2 separate regions of the Homo sapiens genome follow, and region 1 is linked to region 2. Evidence: chromatin loops called from intact Hi-C (ENCODE). Cell type or tissue: pancreas. All regions are shown on one strand.

The links. Hi-C counts contacts between places; a loop is a spot of excess contacts. Peaks named below come from ENCODE experiments on the same cell type or tissue, not always from the same donor. Only the 100,000 strongest peaks of a DNase experiment are listed, where the experiment ranks them.
Region 1: a loop joins it to region 2, with 2.0 times the contacts of the local background. A loop is called at or near these places in 3 of 110 quality-filtered maps.

The regions. Positions count from the first base shown.
Region 1 is chr4:3,364,001-3,369,000 of GRCh38, forward strand. All of the region lies in intron 3 of RGS12 (regulator of G protein signaling 12), which reads left to right. Among named protein-coding and RNA genes, the nearest start is that of RGS12, 73 kb to the left of the region's middle. In pancreas, no CTCF peak of the experiment used is centred here; a DNase peak (open chromatin) is centred at 2,503.
Region 2 is chr4:3,424,288-3,429,287 of GRCh38, forward strand. RGS12 (regulator of G protein signaling 12) reads left to right here. Exons shown (of 18, transcript NM_001394154.1): 14 at 1,177-1,273; 15 at 3,803-3,882; 16 at 4,271-4,424. Among named protein-coding and RNA genes, the nearest start is that of HGFAC, 15 kb to the right of the region's middle. RefSeq lists an enhancer at 1-398 and a silencer at 154-305. In pancreas, no CTCF peak of the experiment used is centred here; DNase peaks (open chromatin) are centred at 2,285 and 2,966.

The sequences.
Region 1 (5,000 bases), 60 kb before region 2:
CAGTCACATGGTCTGTGGTTTCAAACGCTTCCCTCTCCGATTCTGCACGTGTCTTGAGATGGCCAGGAACTGTATTTTATTCATATTTGTGCTTTTCTCTATTCACCAGGAAAATAAGCAGGATTTATCTTAGATGAATCTTGTAACTGTTTGTAAGGGTTGCTGTATAAGCCCTGGGGATGGCCTTGTCATCTCTTGAGTTCTGGCTTGGATGTCACCATCCGACACTAGCACCGCATCACTGGCTGCACGTCGGGGCTCCTGGGCTCGTTACGTCCATCTGCCGTAACTGTGACTTGGGGCCTCCGTGTCTGAGGGCAGCCCCTGCAGCCTGTGCTGAGCTTCCTGGCACTGGGCTCCTCTCACCCAGAGGCCCTGGCAGGGTGGGTGTATCCGCAGAACCTGCTCCTGCAGATGTCCCCATGGAGGTCGGGCCGCACTGTTCCTGAGCTGCGGTTCAGTAGAGCTGGGCCAGGCAACGTCCTGCCTTTGGGAGCTTGCCCTCTGCTTGGGAGAGTTGAACAAACAGCAGCAGCAGAAGACTGTCCAGGGGCTCGTGGCCCCCGGAAACGAGGCCAGGTGATGTGGGGAGTGCCCGACGCTCAGAGGGAGCCAGGGCAGGTGTTGGGACACAGCCCAGGGCCTGGGGCAGCTGGGTGTCCCAGGGACAGAGGGAGGGAGAGCCGGGCTGACACCTGGACTTAGATATTTTAAGTGTGACAGAAGCTTTGGGTAAATTTATTGCCGGGAGCTGAAGGAGAGGGCGACTGCCCTGTGTGTGGCTTGGAGAATTTGGGGGCCTTGGCTGATTTCCCATCACCTGACTTGGCGGTCGCTGCCTGGGAGAGCCAGGGCCTGGCTGCTGCAGGAGGAAGCTTGGCACCTCTGCTTGGAAGGACCCTCCCCGTGGCGAGAGGAGGCTGGGCAGGGTGCGGGACCCAGAGGGGTGCACCCTACACAAGGCAGGCAGAATCCAGGTGGTCACTGGATGGAGCCTCCTGCACCCAGGGCAGAAGCTGCACCTTTCCAGGGGAGCAGAAGGGGCATCCTGGGTGACAGGAGGATGAGGTGACGGCGGTTTGCAGGTTCCCCGGGAGCTGTTGGAGCCAGGAGCCTGGGCTGGAGCCTGGGAGAGACCTGGACTCAGGGACTGGGCAGAGAGGGGATGTTCAGGGCCAGGGATGGCAGACCGCAGTCCCCGGCCAGATCCACTGCCTGTTCTTGTAAATAGAGTCTCCCTGGGCTGCAGTTCCGTCTGCTGTTTTCATGCTACAGCGGCAGAGTGGGGTCGAGTGCGTGGTGTCGCCTGCACAGCGGGCAGTGCCTACTCTTGGCCCTTTACAGGGAGTCTGGAGGGAGGAGGGAGACAGGTGAGAGGAGGGAGGGAGGACAGGTCTTGAGGGAGGGAGGAGGGAGGGAGGTGGCAGGAGCTTTTGCGTCTGTCCCCAGTGAGTTGCCTTGATTCCATCTTGAGGCCTGTACTGTGATCTTGCCCATCCAGAGCTGTAAATCCCAGCAAAAACCGACGGAGCCCTGAGTCCGACCTAAGCCTTAGTGTGAGTCGGACACGGCCTTCTTGGCTGTTGGGTTGATAATGTTGGCTTCTTCCTGGCCTCCCACTCACCTCTGGGACGACGTGCCGCACGTCACATTGTGTAGGAATGAGATCCTCACAGGCCTTTCAGAATAAGCTCCTTTTACCCTGTCTCTTAGGTTTGCGACTTTGCTATTTTCAGAATTTAACTTAGAAATCTTTGCTTGTCTTGGTCTTTCACACACCAGTCTGCTTTTTAAACCCATTATATGGGAAATTTTCTGAACTGTCCTTAAGATCCTGTGAACTCCGGACATGTAATAGGATTCTTCAGTGCTTCAGGGCCTTCTCATTGAGTGAATGTTTGTTGAACACCTACTATGTGCCCGACATTATTTTGGCTCTGGGGAGGCAGTGGGGAACATGCTCAGTGTTGACCCCTCCCTGCCTTGTGGAGCTGGTCCTGGATGGGCTGCATGGGGCACCGTTGCGTGGGGCGTGCTCGAGGTGGAGACGGCTGTGAGCAGCTGCAGGCCAGGCAGTGGTGGGACCTCATCTGGGGGGTGCTGGCCTGGGCAGCACCATGACCCACCCGAGAAGGGCAATGGGGAAGGAAGGCAGGCAGGCAGGACAGCCAGACTGTTAGGGGTTAGGGGTTAGGCACAGGGCTGGGGCGGGTGCTGGGCAGACTGCAAAGGGTCAGACTGGCATATGGCGGCCAGCTGTCTAGTTGGTTATGCGGGGTCAGGGGTGGAGGGCAGGAGGATGGGAGAGCCCAGCTGGGGGAGATTTGAGGGCCCTGCCCATAGAGGAGCCACACCTGGGCCTTTGGCTTGGCGACCAGAGGCCTCCAGGGTTAAGAGCAGGGAGAGAATCAGGGCCTGTGCTCATATCTGTGAGCTCTGCAGATGTCTCCCGGGCACAGTCAGCAGAGGCGCTCCTCCAGTTCCCGCCTCTCTGCCTCGCACGCCCTCCTAGCTGAGAGTGAGGTGGTCCGGCCCCGTGAAGGAGGCAGCAGGGCTTGCGGCCGGGATCCACCAGGGCCGTCCCGGTTCCTGGGTGTTCCGCGCCCGTCTCCTTTCTGCTGTTGAGAAACCTTCAGGAGAGAGTGCTTCTGTTCCCTCCAGGTCGAGCTGTGCGCCAGGCATGGCCGGAAAGCTCAGGAGGCCCTGGTTAGGCTGGGGCATCACGGGATGTGTCCTCTAGCAGAGACTGGTGTGGGTGGGCGCAGGAACTGGTGAGAGAGGCCTGGGAGACAGGTGAGTCTGTAAGGAGGCCCAGAGTCAAGGAGGAGCTCTTTGGCAGGTCCTGGAGACCCTGGGTCACCCACAGGCCCCTTTGCCTTCACTGGAACTTTCCAGTTAGCCAGGCCTCTCCTGGCCCCAGGACATAGCCCACGTGGGTCCTCACCTCTGCCCGGCTCAGCTCCTCCCCGCCCAGAATGCCCTCTGCCCCGCCACCCCCATCATCCCTGCTGCCCTGGCTGGACCCAGAGCTCCCATCTGCGAACTCCTCCAATCTAGCCCTGCCCCCCTGCTCACCCTGGGTTTCCAGCTCAGGACAGACCCCTGGGGAGGTGAGGGGCTCCCTCTGGGTACTCAGGAAGCATGTCCTGTTGTCCAGCTGGGCGGTGATATGCAGGCCTGAGTCCCCGCTGCACCACAGCTGCCTCCAGGCTCACATGCCCACTTGCCGAGCTCACCACACGGGGGCTTCGCCTTCTCTGGGATCCGCGGTGGGCCTGCGTTGGAGGGCTGAGAACGGCTCGCCCTTTCCGAGCTAGCACTCTGCCCACTTTCTCTTCACGCCCCGTCCTGGTGAGGCGGTGCCTGTGCAGCGCATGATCGGGTGCTCCCGCCTTGCGGTGCTTTCTTCCTGTGCCCAGACTGGCCATGCATGTGTTGGTGAAGGGCTGTGCTGGGCTTCCCGGGCCCGGGGTCTGAACCCGACTCCCACCAGGCACTGAGTAAACACATCCATCCAAACAAGGGAGGTGGAGCACGAAGCAGGGGCAATGGGCTGGGGCCCAGAATCTTCTGGGGATGTGGCTGTCAGCAGCTCCTGGACCTCTGACCATGTGGCAGGGGGCTCATCCCCGTCTCCCCAGGGCACTTGCTGCTGGGGCCCTCAGGCGGTCACAGGAGTTCTCCCAGGCGTGTTCTGGCCCTGCCCCATCCCTTTCCTCACCCATCTGCAGAGGGGAGTTACTGGCTAGGCAGGGGAGGTCAGCAGCTGCAGAAAAGGACAGGCTCCCACAAAAGAGGAGATGGGGGGAGCCTAGAGAGAGACAGGAGAACCCGGAGGCCCTGTTGTTGGAGGCCCTGTTGTTAGTGACCGGACAGCAACAGGCGGACCCCTAGCAGCCTGGGCTGCTTTGTGGGCTTTGCGAATAAACCACGTAGACAATGTGAAATTGTGTTTCTTCCTTTCCGTCCTCGATGGAACACAATGGGATGAAGATGTTTCTGTCTGAAAGAACTGAGGTGAAATCAGTTTAGCACTTAGGTGATAACCCCTCAGCAGAAGGCCCCACGCATGCCCAGGCTGCCTTCGGTTCTCAGGCGCTGGTGGCTGTTCCCAGGGTCTGGGGGCCCTGGGGGGCCAGGATGCTGTTGTCCTCTGCTCCCGCCTGGAGACCACTGTCTCCTCCAAAGCTCTGTAAACTGTCAGTAGTGCAGGCCCCTCAGAAGCCAATGAGGTTAACGGGCAGGTCAGCGTCAGGGGCTCACCCAGCCACCCCAGAACCCCTTGCTGTTGTTCCAGAACCTTCAGATTGCTTTCTCTGAAAGTGTGCCTGTGTGTGTGCCTGTGTGTGTGTGCACCTGTGTGTGTGCGTGCCTGTGTGTGGGTGCCTGTGTGTGTGGGGTGCCTGTGTGTGTGTGAGTGCCTGTGTGTGTGTGGGTGCCTGTGTGTGTGTGGGGTGCCTTTGTGTGTGGGGGTGCCTGTGTGTGAGGTGCCTGTGTGTGTGTGGGTGCCTGTGTGTGTGTGGGGTACGTGTGTGTGTGGGGTACGTGTGTGGGGTGCATGTGTGTGTGTGTGGGGTGCCTGTGTGTGTGCCTGTGTGTGTGTGGGTACCTGTGTGTGGGGGGGTACATGTGTGTGTGTGGTACGTGTGTGGGGTGCATGTGTGTGTAGGGGGGGTGCCTGTGTGTGTGGGGGTGCCTGTGTGTGTTGGGGGTGCCTGTGTGTGTTGGGGGGTGCCTGTGTGTGTTGGGGGGTGCCTGTGTGTGTGTGGTGGGGTGGATGCTGACGGGAAGGCAGGGGACGAGGATGCTGGTTTTGTCTGAGAGATGTGGCTTAGCCCAGGAATGGTGATGTGGTCTGGTCTATACGTGCTCCGCCTTCTGTCATACTGCCTGCCATGCCTGTCGTACCTAATGTAGACCCTCTGGCCCAGAGCCCAGGGGAAGTGGGTGGGGCCATGGTAGGTAGAGGCGGGGCCCTGTCGAGGAACAGGGCTTCTGAG
Region 2 (5,000 bases):
ATTTCAAGTATTTTCAGGATTTTAGTTTTCCCTGAAACTACACTCAAAATTATTCAAGAGCTTTGAAGTGAACAAGAAGAACCTATTAAATTATTTACAGACACCACCTCCGAGGGTAACCTGAAGCCTCTTCCCCGCGCTGCAGGCTCCATCCTGGAGTCCAGAAATCTGCAGGTGGGAGACAGACCTGGCCTGGCTCCCAGGTGTGCCCCTCTGGCCGACTCTGGGGAGACGCTGCGCAATTGTTTAGCCCCTGTGTGTCACAGTTTCCCTGACTGTAAAATGGGGTTGGTCGTGGCAGCGTGCTCGTGGCATGGTTGGGGGGCACCAGGGTGGAAGGGCTGGCTGCGGTCAGGCTCGTTCCCTGTGAGCTGCGGCCCTCGGCTGCCGAGGCTGTGGGGGCTATGGAGGATTCGTGTGGAATGGGTTGTTTGGGATGTGGCTTTTCCTTGGACGCTGTCTCCTGACCTCTCCAGTGAATTCTGTGGCCCCCTGTGTCCACGAATGTGGTGGAGAAGGCGGGACCTGGGGCAGTTCCTCTGCTTCCCCCGCAGGGCCCACCACGCCTGCCCAGCGGACCAGCCCCTTCAGGAGCTTAGAGCCTCTCCCGCCTGGCATTGGACAGCTGTCATTCCCCTGACTGACAGATCGTGAATGCCAAACATGTTCAGATGTCTTTTCTTAACAGTGACTATGGCAGGTGAAGAGTCAGATTCTCTGCCAGAGGAGAGCTCTGATGCAGAGACAAGAACTCCAGCCCGGTGGCTAGTGGCGCTTCATTTCAGCCTCAAACCTGGTCCTAAAGTTGTCTGTCTTTGCTTCCTTGTTTACAAAGGGGAACATCTGCTCTCAGTATTCCCCTCATAGCAGTTTCGAGGGTCAGTATTTCCCTCATAGCAGCGTCCGAGGGTCAGTGTTCCCCTTGTAGCAGCGACCAAGGGTTGCCACCTCCTGCGTGATTCCATCGAGCTTAGGATGGTCGTGTAGTCGGGACCCATGTCAGGAGCATGGCTCAGCCCCAGCTTGTGTGCCTCAGTCAGGCAGGCCTCACCTCGGGGCCATCTCCTGCGTGACTCCATCAAGCCTAGGACAGTCATGCAGTCGGGTGGGATCACACACATCTGTTCCCTGAAGTTCCAGTCTGGGTAAATTATTCAGTGCTGATCTCTGCCCTAGAGTGGAGAGAAGGAGCCCCTGGACCTTGGCGCCCCTATATCGAGTCTGGACGGACAGCGGGTTGTCTTGGAGGAGAAGGATCCTTCCAGAGGAAAGGGTGAGTAGGGCTGGTGCAGCGGATGGGGAGAGGGTGAGTGGGTCCAGTGCAGGGGAGGGGGCTATGGAGCCGGTGCAGGGGAGGGGGTGAGTGGGGCCAGTGCAGGGGAGGGGCAGGTGGGGCTTGCGCAGGAGAGGGGGTGGGCGGGGCCTGCACAGAGTAGAGGGTAAGTGGGGCCAGCGCAGGGGAGGGGGCTGTGGCGTTGGCATAGGGGAGAGGGTGAGCGGGGCCAGTGCAGGGGAGGGGGCTGTGGCGTTGGCATAGGGGAGAGGGCGAGCGGGGCCAGTGCAGGGGAGGGGGCTGTGGCGTTGGCATAGGGGAGAGGGTGAGCGGGGCCAGTGCAGGGGAGGGGGCTGTGGAGTTGGCACAGGGGAGAGGGCGAGTGGGGCCAGCGCAGGGGAGGGGGCTGTGGGGCCTGCACAGGGTAGGGGGCAGGGGTTGGCATAGGGGAGAGGGTGAGCGGGGCCAGTGCAGGGGAGGGGGCTGTGGAGTTGGCACAGGGGAGAGGGCGAGCGGGGCCAGTGCAGGGGAGGGGGCTGTGGGGTTGGCATAGGGGAGAGGGCGAGTGGGGCCAGTGCAGGGGAGGGGGCTGTGGGGTTGGCATAGGGGAGAGGGCGAGTGGGGCCAGTGCAGGGGAGGGGGCTGTGGGGTTGGCATAGGGGAGAGGGCGAGTGGGGCCAGTGCAGGGGAGGGGGCTGTGGGGTTGGCATAGGGGAGAGGGCGAGCGGGGCCAGTGCAGGGGAGGGGGTGAGTGGGGCTTGTGCAGGAGAGAGGGCAGGCGGGGCTGGCCCAGGGGAGGGGGAGGCTTTGGAGTTAGTACACAAAAGAGAATTGGTCTGGGCCCCCTGGTCCCTCCTTGGTGCCCTGATCTGGCGCCCTTCCCTCCAGGCACAAAACAGGAAGCCAGGGCAGTAGGCGCCTGTGCTCTGCCCGGCAAAATGGAGGCTGCAGGCTCGGTCATTTGGGCTGGTTCTGCAGTTCCTTGCGTGCAGGGAATCGGGCGGTCGACAGAGCTCTTTCCAACGTGTTGCCTTGGTCATGACAGTCCTGCCCTGGGGAAGCTGGGTCCGGCCAGCAGCCTTCGGAGATGGGCTCGTCGCCCGGCCCCCACCTCATCCTGACGCGCAGGAGCCGGCCCTCCTTAGAGCCCTTGTTGAGAACCGTGCGTGAGGAAGGTTACTCAGACCCAGGAGGGTGGGTCCTGTTTGTAGCTGTCCCCAGGGACAGGCAGAGGCGTGGCCTTGGGGCCTGCAGGTGCAGGTGCCGTAGGGAGGTGTGTCTTGGAAAGAGCTTTCTGGAAACCCACCTGCAGATGTTCTAGGTAGAGAGCTCACTTTGTGAGGAGCCACTTCAGGTGACATTGGGCTGCCCCTCTGCCTTTCAGGTTGTTGGCCCTGATGATGTCACGCAGGGAGCACGTGGCTCACTTGTCCCCACCCAGGGAGACCTGGGCCATGGGTCCCAGTCAGAAGCAAGCGCTGAGGCCATTAGTCCTGGAGCTCCAACTCTTGCTCCCCTCCCCAACTCCTCACAGAGCAGAGACCCTTCCCCGAGCCCACCCTTTGCTCTAGGGAAAGCCTTACGCTGGGCCCTGACACCCACCCAGGCAGGTGGGGCAGGCACAGCATGTGTAACCCAGCAGGGCGGCCAGCAGCTTTGCCCCGGCTGACCCTCTGTGCCCAGGGCCTGCTGGGCCTCGGGGCTTGTTTGTGTACAGGCAAGTCCTGTGGTGGAGCTTGGCGCTCAGCGTTTTTGTAGGGCTGTATGTGGGGCAGGAGCGCGACTCCTCCAGTCACATTTGGGCCACAGAAATGGGCTTGAGGCCGTTAGTGCCAGCAGAGGCCAGCCTGTGGCCCTGGCATGGGGCAAAGGCTGTATTTGAAAATATGTCATGGACTGGCACAGTGGCTCATGCCTGTAATCCCAGCACTTTTGGAGGCCAAGGTGGGTGGATCACCTGAGGTCAGGAGTTCGAAACCAGCCTGGCCAGCATGGTGAAACCTCGTTTCTACTAAAAATACAAAAATTAGCTGGGTGTGGTGGCACATGCCTGTAATCCCAGCTACATGGGAGGCTGAGGCAGGAGAATTGCTTGAACCCAGGATGCGGGGGTTGCAGTGAGCCGAGATCGTGCCACTGCACTCCAGCCTGGGAGACAGAGTGAGACTCTGTCTCAAAAAAAGAAAAAAAAGAAAGAAAAGAGAAAGAAAATATGTCATAAATGTAAGACTCTGACTTTCTAGAGAATATTTATGCCAAATAGTATATGAAATGAGCTTTTCAATTTCAACATCACTCCTCCAGCAAGTCCCTAGTTAGATGTACGGAGCCCGGCTGTGTGCGTGGAGGACGGGCCCTCTCTCCTGTCCCATGGGGACTCCCCTCAGGGCTGTGCGTGGTGAATAAGGGCAGCAGATGCCTTGTGGCTTCTCTACAGCTTTGCTCTCAGAGACAGTAGGAGCAGGTTGTCTATGAAACATTCAGATGGATTTGCGAGTCCCTGAAGTCATAAAGCTTTCTTATGTTTAGCATCCGCAGATAAACAGAAAGGTGTGCCAGTGAAACAGAACACAGCTGTAAATTCCAGCTCCAGAAACCACTCGGCTACGGTAATTCCCCACCCTGGCCCACCCTGTGCCCTGCTCCTCTCGCTGTGGCCCCCGCCTGCCCTGCGCAGTGCCCTGGTGCTTCCTTACCGCCTGCTTATCACTGTGTGTCTCCCCCACGCTCCTTGGCGGGGTCTCTCTCGTCCCTGCCGATGCCCAGCTCCCTCTTACCTGTGAAGGACTGGCTTTCTTTTCTTCTGAGGTGGGAGTGGTTGTGCCTTAAATGCTATTCTTGTTTGTAATCCTTATCATTGCAATGGTTTTTCTGCAATGCATGTAAATTCTGTATCAATGCAATCTATTTCATAGAGCCTTCTACTCTCTAACTAATGAATGATGTATTGTCGTGTATTGAAATGAAAGTAGAACTTTGACTTTCCTTCTAATGCAGGGAGAGGAAAGAACACTAGGCAAGTCTAATTCTATTAAAATAAAAGGAGAAAATGGAAAAAATGCTAGGGATCCCCGGCTTTCAAAGAGAGAAGAATCTATTGCAAAGATTGGGAAAAAAAAATATCAGAAAATTAATTTGGACGAAGCAGAGGGTATGTGAACTTTTTAAAACTTCCACGTTTTTAGTAAATGCACAGTTAGTTTCCAGTATAGTCAGTAGATCTGCTTTGAGCTGTCAGCATCTGGGTGACTGCGGTCCGTCCCTGTGGCCTGGAAGACATGTTTCTCCCGGGGGCAGTCTGTGGGCTGTTGGGATCACTCCACCGAAACCCCAGTTTTGAGACTGAGTGCCAGGCCTCCTAGGGCATCAGGGGCAGCCGATGTGAGCAGCACTGTCTGCCCTGAGATGCCAGAGGCCCCCGCAGGCTCTGCCTCCCTCTCACCCCAGCTCCTCCCTATGGCCCCACCACTGGCTTGTGCCAGGGTCCCCAGCGTGACTGGAGGCACAGTTAGCATTAGAGAGTCCACCCTAGGCAGAGCTGGGCACCCAGGTGAGGGGAGGTGGAGCACACTGGTCTGGAAGGACCGTGGGCTTGCTGAGCTCTCTTGGCTGCGGGGGTCAGTGAGGAAGGTCAGCCTGCACACCCCTGGCCTCCAGGAGAGACAACAGGCACACTGGAAGACTGAGATGGAGAGATGAGTCCTTTCTTGAAGCTCCTTTTTCTCCA